Linked DNA regions of Homo sapiens: region 1 is linked to region 2. A link is a loop called in an ENCODE intact Hi-C map of the cell type or tissue named here. Cell type or tissue: PC-3. All regions are shown on one strand. Region 1 overlaps MNAT1 (MNAT1 component of CDK activating kinase). Region 2 overlaps MNAT1 (MNAT1 component of CDK activating kinase).

Region 1 (5,000 bases), 160 kb before region 2:
GAACAGATTTATAGACTGTACTTAAAAACACTAATCCTCAGTTCGGGAATACCTAATAGATACAGGAATAGGATATGCAGTCTGGTAGAATGTAGATGGAACTGGACTTTGAAAAAAAAAACCTGCATTCTAATTCTGGCTTTTTACTAACTTGTGAATATGATCTTTGTCTACTCAATTATTTGATGCCTTGGTTTTCTCATTTAACAAAGATAGAAGTACAATAAAGATGAAGATGTATTGCTAAAATTAATTAATAACTGCTTAGTAAAATAAGATGGAGTTGTTACAGATGGATAGTCCATCCTAATGTAACCACAAGTCTTGTTTCACCTAAGTTTCTACCCATAAAACTAACATCTGTTGTAATAGAGATTTGATAGGAAATCCCTTAATTTCCTTAAGAAACTATATCCCATATCCAATGCTCTATGTAACAGACTCATACAAGGTTGAGATGCTGCAATATCATCCTATTCATATCTAAACTCTTTAAGCAAAACCCTGGTAATAAAAGCCTTTGAAGTTTCAACAAAAAAACTGTATCAGTATACAATTTATACATAGGGAACTGTACTTAAAATGTACCTTCTCCAGTCTCCAAAGGATTCATCATAAAATGAGCTTACATTGGAGGTGAAAGGTATCATTTAAGTATTAAATTTTATTAACTTCTTTGAATGTGTCACTAAAGCAGGTTAATGCTGGGTTTTGTTTTATCCTGAGTGTGGCTCACAGCTGGGAACTATAACACCTTGATCAAGGTTTGCCTCATTTTCCACTGCTTAAAACAGGCATTGAGTCCTTAGTATTGAGGGAATGACATTATCATGGGTCAGGTTTTTCTTGCCATAACTTGGTCAAAGGAAATATATCCACTTGTCTGGACTAGTATTAACAAGACATTAGGAAAAAGGGGAACATTTTATGAGAAGAAATAATAGACTTGGATATTAACAGTAAATGTTGTAATCAAAATGGTATTTAAAATGTGTTCAAGTAAAACACTGTAATAAGAGAAAAACCACAGAACTTAATATAAATTATAGCTTTATTTTTTAAAAAGATTTTATAAGTCTGTCACAACCTCAAACACATATAGGTGAATTATTTATTCCTCTCTTCCATCAGATGAGGCTTATCGTGTCAAATCCTCTGAAAAATATAAGTAAAAATTATTTTTCACAAATATATATCCCCTATATTACTCAACTTAGTTCTGAAATTTTCTCCTTATAAATACTTTAACACAGCTGCTAGTGGAAGGACTGTGTTGTGCAGCTGCACATAGCTATAATTTTATAAGTCTGCTTTACTTTTGCTAGCTCCCTGGTTCAGCTCCAAGGTCCAAATCTTATAAATGGTTAACTGGGCTGCCAGAAAAGCCCACTGAATGCATCCTGTAGTGCTCTGTGACAAGCAAGAGAAGAAGTATAGCCTCCAGCAAGGTCCTGTGGTGAGGCAGCTCTGACATGGTTTAAATACCTAAAACAAAACAAGAAGTGTAGCATTGATATACAAAGCAAATATAAATAGGTAACATTTTAAAAAGCAATAGTAAAACTGATTCAAGTTTTAAAGAGGAATTCCGAGATTGAAATATTCAGACTTTTATTATAAATAGATTATTATCTTTCAAAAGGAAACATACCAACTGTACATGGAGTGCCTAAACTAGTATTAAATTACATAGCAAATTACCACGGGGTCTAAAAACAGTTCTGAAAGAGGTTTCAAAAATAATTCTAAAATATTCACTGCTTCACGATTTTCAGAGCTGATTTGTTTTGTTGGCTGTTTTTTGGACACCTAACTAATGCTCTCCTTCCTGGCATATGCTTAAGAAATACACAGTATCACAATACTATTATAGTACTGATATTTCTACATAAATTTGTTTTAAAGCAAACCCTCAATAGCTAAACAAATGGAAGAGGGGAGAAAACGTATGAGTTACTTCAAAAGTACTTTAATATTCCAAGAATATATTGTCTCATTCCTTGCAGGAAAGGAAACATTAGAAAATTACATGTTGAAGAAATCTCTGAGACTGAGCCTGAGTTCAAAATAATGTCTGAAAAAGTAAATACAGAAAAGTCTCATTGATCTCAACAATATAACAGTACAATTTTTTTCTGCAACCACACAGTTTTTTTAAAGCAATTAAACATTTATATCTTGACAAAAATAGACAAAACAGGCCTAAAAAACATTGGACAATCTAGCCAAAGAAGGGCAACTTAGCATGACTACTAACACTTCTGGAAACAAATAATTCCAGCTTTCTTTTAATGCTTAGTTTAAGAAACTAACTTGTTTCTTCAGGAAGTAAAGGAGCTTCACCCACCTTAGAATTACTGGTATGGCAAATGAATAAATCAGGTACCAGAACATTTTAATAACTTGGAACCTTTTTCACTCATTCATTCAAACTTCCTGTGTGTCAAAATCTTAATGCATGAGCAACTTATAACTTCTAACATAACAAGTCTGTTTTTCATCTGTATCCATGTTTAATAAACCTGTGTAGCTAAAACATATAGAGCAATATAAGAGTCCAGTAGAAAAAATGGGTCAAGGTAGGATGCAGCTAAGTTCCTGGAATTAGCTATAATTTATTCACATTGCCACAAATCAAGGTTTTAACTCAATTATTTGCTTCTCTGCCAAGGGCGAAAGGGGAAAGCGGAAGGAAGAAGAGAATATTTATTGAACAAAAACAAAAACATTTTTGATAGTATTTTATAGCCATAAAACATATCTCAGATATGTTTTATGTAGAATACTAATGTACTATATGTTACTATATATAATTATATACATAAGATACTAATATAGTCAGTGTAATATAAAAATATAAATAGAAAAAGGATGAAATAAAAATATTTAAATAAAAGTTCTGGCTGGGTACAGTGGCTCACACCTGTAACCCAGCACTTTGGAAGGCCAAGGTGGGCGGATCATCTGAAGTCAGAAGTTCAAGACCAGCCTGGCCAATATGGCAAAACCCCATCTCTACTAAAAATACAAAAACTTGGCTGGGCGTGGTGGCACATGCCTGTAATCCCAGCTACCCAGGAGGATGAGGCAGGAGAATCACTTGAACCCAGGAGGTGGAGGTTGCAGTGAGCCGAGATTTCGCCACTGCACTCCAGCCTGGGTGACACAGCGAGACTCCATCTCTAAATAAATTAATGAATGAATGTTTTAATATTTTCTCCATATACTGTATCTTACATATCCTCATGGGACACATCCCACTTTAGAGACTACTATTATTAATTAGTCATTGTTGTCTGGGTGTGGTGGCGCACACCTGTGAGCCCAGCACTCTGGGAAGCCGAGGCAGGTGGATCACCTGAGGACAGGAGTTTCAGACCAGCCTGGCCAACATGGTGAAACCCCGTCTCTACTAAAAATAGAAAAAGTAGCCAGGCACAGTGGCAGGTGCCTGTAATCCAGCTACTTGGGAGGCAAGAGAATCACTTCAGTCCATGAGGCAGAGGTTGCAGTGAGCGGAGATCGCACCACTGCACTCCAGCCTGGGCAACAGAGTGAGACCCTGTTTAAAAAAAAAAAAGAAAAATAGTCGTTGTTAAACTCTTGATAGAACCTTAGGTCGCATAGGATTGAAATAGGGATTCACCACACCTACCCCATGGCCATAAAGTTATCTGCTTATTACTTTCCAAGACACAATAAAGTATCAACTGTTAAGATTCTGATGCATGAGAAATGAAGTAAATGTTAAGTTACCTCAGAAAGGTCTAAAAATTAACCTGGCTTCACAGGGAATTCAATAACTATCATACAAATAATAAGTGAGTAATATTTTTATAGGTAACTTGGAAATGAAATGTTCCATTCCTGATACAAGTTTCCAGCTAATTTTTATCCGCACACCAGATGATAATGTATCACCCTTTCCTTTCCTCAGATCCTCAAAAGAAAAGCATAGTCTTAGCTTCAATAGATGTTCACTTATGGTAAAATTCAAGCACCACAGTAGAATGTTTGTCAACCTTGAAAAGCCAAACATCATAAATGAGAATTGGTTTTCATAGCTGTAATACAAACCACTGTGCAACTAACTGTTTTGATTCATCACATTTTGGTACAGCTTGCTTCTGGGAAAGTTGAGTCATACCATATCTGGCTTGGCAATTTGAGCATAAACTTGCAGTGTGCATACAGCTTTTTATATGTTATCCTGAGAAACCTGAAACAGCTGCACTGCTGGCAGGAAAACAGAGGACCACCAGTAAAATATTCAAAACAGTTGCATCTTTTAATTTATGGCCATGTTTCCATAAAGAGTATATAAAACAGTTCAGCTTTATAGGTAAAATGTTATAAACAGTCATACTCCTTGATGCCATAAATGTGTAAAAAAAGTTTTATCTAAATGATTAGTGCTTGAAAATAGTATTTCTTGAACATAGTCATAATCCAGAGTAATGAGCAAATTTTTAAATTTGACTTATTAATGCTAAGTTGTACAATTCTCACTGCCAAAACCAAGTCAATTAAAATTTCTTTGCATAGCACTGAAGAAAATGCCCTTCCCTTCTAGCAATCATTTACATTAAACATGTCTGTGAGTATGAGTCGTTGAGAGTCCTGCTTATTTACTTTGCTGTTTTTGATCTCTAGGGCTGCACAAAACTGTTACTGTGAAGTATTTCAAACTATTTTCACCACGGCAACCTACATTAATGCCAATAAAAAATAAAACAAAGTTCATTTTTGTTATTCAATTGTGGGCTTTTATTTTTTAAGTATCTTAATGTTCTTAAAACCTTTAATTATTGTAGCATGTCGAAGTATTTTAAAGAATCTGCCACATTGAAACAGCACAATGAAAATTTAGTGTTTTCTGTACTTTTCTACCTTAATCCACATCTGTGTTTTTATTCTTTCATGACCATTACAAGTACATCACTGAACAGGATTCCTGGGGTTTCTGGCAGAAGTCAGTATCATTTCATGTATACCTTTAT
Region 2 (5,000 bases):
CTTTTGGTATATCTCCATTTTCTTTTTGGTGTTGTCCAAATCCACATTGTTGGTCAAGTTGAAAACTGCATTAGAAAGGAAACGATGACATGAAAAATATTTTTAATATAAATCTTGAGTAGACAATAAAAAACAAATACCACAGTGACTCATTTGTTAGGTTGTCATTCTTTATAGCTCTATTTGTGACCTTTTAATCAGCTACCTATTTTAGAGACTAGCTCTAGTTACGGCAAACATGTTTTCCAAGCCAAACACAAGGACAGACTGTCTGACTCGCACAAAATACCTAAATGTCAGGATCACTCCAGAAAACCTAAGATATGTGCTTAGATCTGATTTTTATAGTCCCCTCTCTAGCTTTAAAAGCATAAAAAAATTGTTTAAATTTTTTTAATATAAAGAGTAAGTCTGGAATCTACTACAAGAATCAGAATTTTAAAAAAAGAGTTAAAAAATCATATATTTTTATAATTTATATCAAACAAAAAACAGGTTTTATCCCCATTCCAATTGTCTCCAACATGAGTAGACACAGGCTTGAATTACTTCCCTTGTAGTCTAGCTCTAGAAACGTATGAAATAAAGGAGTTGGAACTTAAGAAGAAAAATAAAGGATAAACTGGCACCAAAACTTAAAGTAAAAGAATTTCTTAAGAGAACCACTGAGACATGTTTAGATACTACTAAATTTTCTGTAAATTACAACTCTCTTTTTATAATTCCAACTCAAAATAATTTGAATTATGAATGCCATATTCCCTTCTAATTTTCCATATGTAAATCAAAGTTACTATAATACTCTGAACAATTAAAAAAAGACCTTCTTGCTATATATAAACTCATATGGAGGAATCCATATCAGTAAGACTCTCCTGTTCCATAATTCAATTCAAGCCTCCTTTAGCTTCCCTTGTAATCTTTCTACATCCATTATTAGCCCTTCCACCCCTTCTCCAATTACTTACCACTGCTTCCTGCTTCTTGCCCTACAAACAAGACGGATCTACCCTAAATAACTCTGCTCTATCCCTTGGGTTTCTACAGATTGCTTCCCCATCTCACTCTTTCCTTTAATAGCTTATAAGAGTTGAAAAGTAACACCGGAGGACCAACACAGAGTTGCTTGTTTTGTTGAGTAAAGCCATCAAACAGACTCAAATGACCAGTTTGATCTATAATTTCATTTTTTTCTTCTCAAAAGGCCAACTTATTTCAGAACATCAATTTATCATAATCACTGTTGAAAATCCAGGCTCATTTAGGTATAAAGGCAAAAGTCTATTCAGTTTTATCATACGCAATTTTAAATCTGGAAGAATTGAGAGAAAATGAGAAGCAATTATCCTCTAGCAACTTCTCCAGTTTTTTAACATAAAGTGGGAAAGAAAATAAGTCAGGGAATCTGGCTAGGATGCAATGTGGGACAATCTTCATAAATCACACTCTAGTCCTGACACAAAACAGTCAGAGGGAGGCTCCAGACAAGCAGCACTCTCAAAAAGTTACCTCTGATCCTTAGTTAAAATGGTGATTCCACTATCTTTACCAACCACTCAAAATCTACCTCTTGTATTTAATAGGCCATCCTCTAAGCAACCAAATCCAATGATCTTTCACAACTCTCACCATCCTCAACATCTACCAGATCCAACCTCAGCCTCCCAAGTAGCTTGGATTACAGACATGCACCACCATGCCTGGCTAATTTTTGTATATTTCAGTAGAGACAGGGCTTCACCATGTTGGCCAGGCTGGTCTTGAACTCCTGGCCTCAAGTGATCCACCCGCGTTGGCCTCCCAAAGTGCTGGGATTACTGGCGTGAGCCACCATGCCCAGCCATTAACCTAGGCTATCTGATTCCAAACCTGAACTTTTATCTACAATGCCTACAAAACTAGTTGTGTCATTTCTCTCAATGCCTGAAAACCACTGCTACCTAGCAGTCCTCTGCATTTGTATGCCCCTACACTTTCCCATTTCCATACCTGTGATTAAACTGTTCCCTACCCATAGGGCTCATCTCAGTACCAACCTCAACCCAGAACAACAGTGAATATCCACATATGACTCACCCTTCTATACCCATTTTAATGACCAGCTCCTCCTTATGAGACACTTTGCAGTTACAATCTCTCCATCCCTGAATGCTTACAATACATTGTCTAATATCGCTCTGCTGGCATTTACCCACTTCCTACCCTGTATAATTATTTTCAATGTGCACATCTTGTCTGACCTATTAGAATGTTCCTTGAGGGCAGTTTCTAGGTCTGATTCATCTTTATTATCACTTCCACTACTTCTAAGGCACTCCTATTAGAATGGCAAAACTCCAATGACAACATAAAATGCTGGTGCAGATCTGGAGCAACAGGGACTCTCATTCCTTGCTGGTGGGAATGTGAAATGGTATAGCCACTTTGGAAGACAGCTTCCTAGTTTCTAACAAAACTAAACATACTCTATCATATAATCTGGCAATCAAGCACCTAGGTATTTATCCAAATGAATTGAAAACACATGTTCACACAAAAACCCACACATGAATGGTAACAGCAGCTTTATTAATCATTGCCAAAACTTGGAAGCAACCAAGACATCCTTCAGCAGATTTAAAAAAATGTAATATTATTCAGCACTAAAAAGAAATCAGCTATAAAGCCAAGACACAGAGGAGCTTTAAATGCATATTGCTAAGTGAAAGAAGCCAATCTGAAAAGGCTACATACTGTATGATTCCAACTATATAACATTCTGGAAAAGTCAAAACTATAAAAACTAAAAAGAACAGTGTTTGTCAGGGGTTGGGGTAGGGAGGAATAAACACACAGAAAAACACAAAGGATTTTTAGGACAGTTAAAATGACTCTGTATGATATAATGGTAGATACACATTATTATACGTTTGTCAAAACTCATAGGGTATACAGCACCAAAAATGAATCCTAGTGTAAACTACAGACTTTGTGTGATAATGATATCTCAATGTAGGTTCATTGATTGTAACAATGTACCACTCTGGTGCAGGATGTTAATAATGGGGGAGGCTGTGCACTGTGCACATGTAGAGGGAAGAGATATATAGGAATTCTCTATACTTTTTGCTCAATTTTGCTGTGAATCTGAAACTTCACTAAAAAAAAGTCTACTTTTAAAAAAAAAGAAAAAAGAAAAAACTTCTCATCTGGTAAGGGCTCAAGAAATACTTGTTGAATTATCATGAGAGAAAAAATAAACTAATACCCAACATTTATAATTACTTTTATAATTATAGATTTAACTAAAATAACCTTTATAATTACTGATTTGAACATGGCAAAGGAGGAAGGTTCAAAAGGACAGGACTAAATTATCTTGGTTTCTTATGGTATGAATCTACTGAAAAGTAAGCGGTCAAATTGATATCCCATGTAGAGCTCTACTAGTATGTTCAAAACAGTTTAAAAAACACTGTTTATTAGCAAACTAGACAGTTTACTACTGATTTTAACTTTTCCATTAAATAGAGCCCAGAAATAGGCAAACTTAAATCCTAAGTGAAATTAATCTGTTTTTATATAAGCAATTTCTTTTATGCTTATCAAAAACTTTATGAGTTCTGGATCACTTGAGGCCAGGAGTTTGAGACCAGCCTGGTCAACATGAGGCCCCATCTCTACCAAAAAAATAAAATTAAAAACTTTTAAAATTAAATTAACCAAGTGTGGTGGTACACACCTGTAGTCCTAGCTACTTGGGAGGTAGAGGCAGGAGGATCATTTGAGCCCAGGAGTTTCAAGCTACAGCGAGCTATGATAGTACCACTGCACTTTAGCCTGGGAGACAGAGTGAGACCCTATCTCTAAAAAATAAATGAATAAATAAAAATTTAAAAAAGAAAACTTTATGAATTCCAAAAAAAGTAAAATAATTTGTTTCAGATTTTAATTTAGAAGCAAAGGTAACAGCAATAATAAATGCAAATCATAATCAGATAATACAAGTCTCTTCCTTTAAAAAGTAAGAAAAGAACCATAAAAGCGAATTACTATTTTAAAAGTTTTCAGATGAAGCAGGTCTCATTCATACCCAATGAATCAGGTTGGTACAATAGCCGTGAAGAAAAAGGAATAGAAGCTAATTTGCTATAACAATCATTTGACCCTTTATCTGTTTACTGGTTTAGCTTAGATGTTGACCTGCCTTTAGTCAAGTATTAAAAGCAAACAAAAAGCCTATTGTATTTTCTGAAAGATTTAATGTTATTCACGTACAATTTTGAAGTCTTTTTGACATCCAGAATTTATAATTAAAGCCCTTAGGACTTTCTCACCCTTTTAAGATAAGTATTCTCTGCACCAAAAGAATAATCTGTTTTGCACCAAAAGAATAATCTGTTCATTATGAAACTAAGAATAAACCTTTGAGATAATCTCTGGAGCCATAAGGAACAAGAATTTTATGTATAGATTGTCATAACCACAGAAAAGAGTCTATTGTTAATGCCATAAGAAAGTCCATCTTCATGTGTGCCCCTTCTATTGAAAATGTTTGATGCTATTATTAAAATTATAATGTTTTCATTTTTATATTCATATTCAAAAGATTCATAATGAAATTTATACAACAAAATTACTTCAATCTCCAATTTATGAATCCTCAAACACTGACCCTCTGAGGCACCCTAATAATTCTAGTTTTCTTACTCCAGATTTAAACGTTTATCTTCAACAGCACCCTTCTACCTATAAGATCGAGTTCAAATGTCTTTAATATCCTTCAAAATATGGCCCCAAACTACTTTTTTTCTCTCATCTCTAATAATTCCATAGAACTCCATGTTCTAGACTCAGAAAGTAAGAAAATCCTATATTTACAATTTGGCTCCATTCTTTACTAGCAATGCAGTCTTGGGCACAATACTTAAGCTCTCTGTGCCTCTTCTCCAGATGCAAAATAGGAATAAAAATGCCTGTCTCTTAGAGTTTCAAAAATTATGAGATAATGTGTGTACAGC

What was found. Peaks named below come from ENCODE experiments on the same cell type or tissue, not always from the same donor. Only the 100,000 strongest peaks of a DNase experiment are listed, where the experiment ranks them.
Region 1: it touches region 2 in a loop (2.0-fold over the local background); 1 of 110 quality-filtered maps calls a loop at or near these places.

Annotation. Positions count from the first base shown.
Region 1 is chr14:60,964,714-60,969,713 of GRCh38, reverse strand. It overlaps MNAT1 (MNAT1 component of CDK activating kinase), which reads right to left. Exons shown (of 8, transcript NM_002431.4): 8 at 1-1,485. The coding sequence ends at 1,365. Among named protein-coding and RNA genes, the nearest start is that of TRMT5, 14 kb to the left of the region's middle. In PC-3, no CTCF peak of the experiment used is centred here; no DNase peak of the experiment used is centred here; H3K27ac peaks cover 467 bases.
Region 2 is chr14:60,803,390-60,808,389 of GRCh38, reverse strand. MNAT1 (MNAT1 component of CDK activating kinase) reads right to left here. Exons shown (of 8, transcript NM_002431.4): 4 at 1-65. Among named protein-coding and RNA genes, the nearest start is that of MNAT1, 71 kb to the right of the region's middle. In PC-3, no CTCF peak of the experiment used is centred here; DNase peaks (open chromatin) are centred at 219 and 2,209; H3K27ac peaks cover 1,150 bases.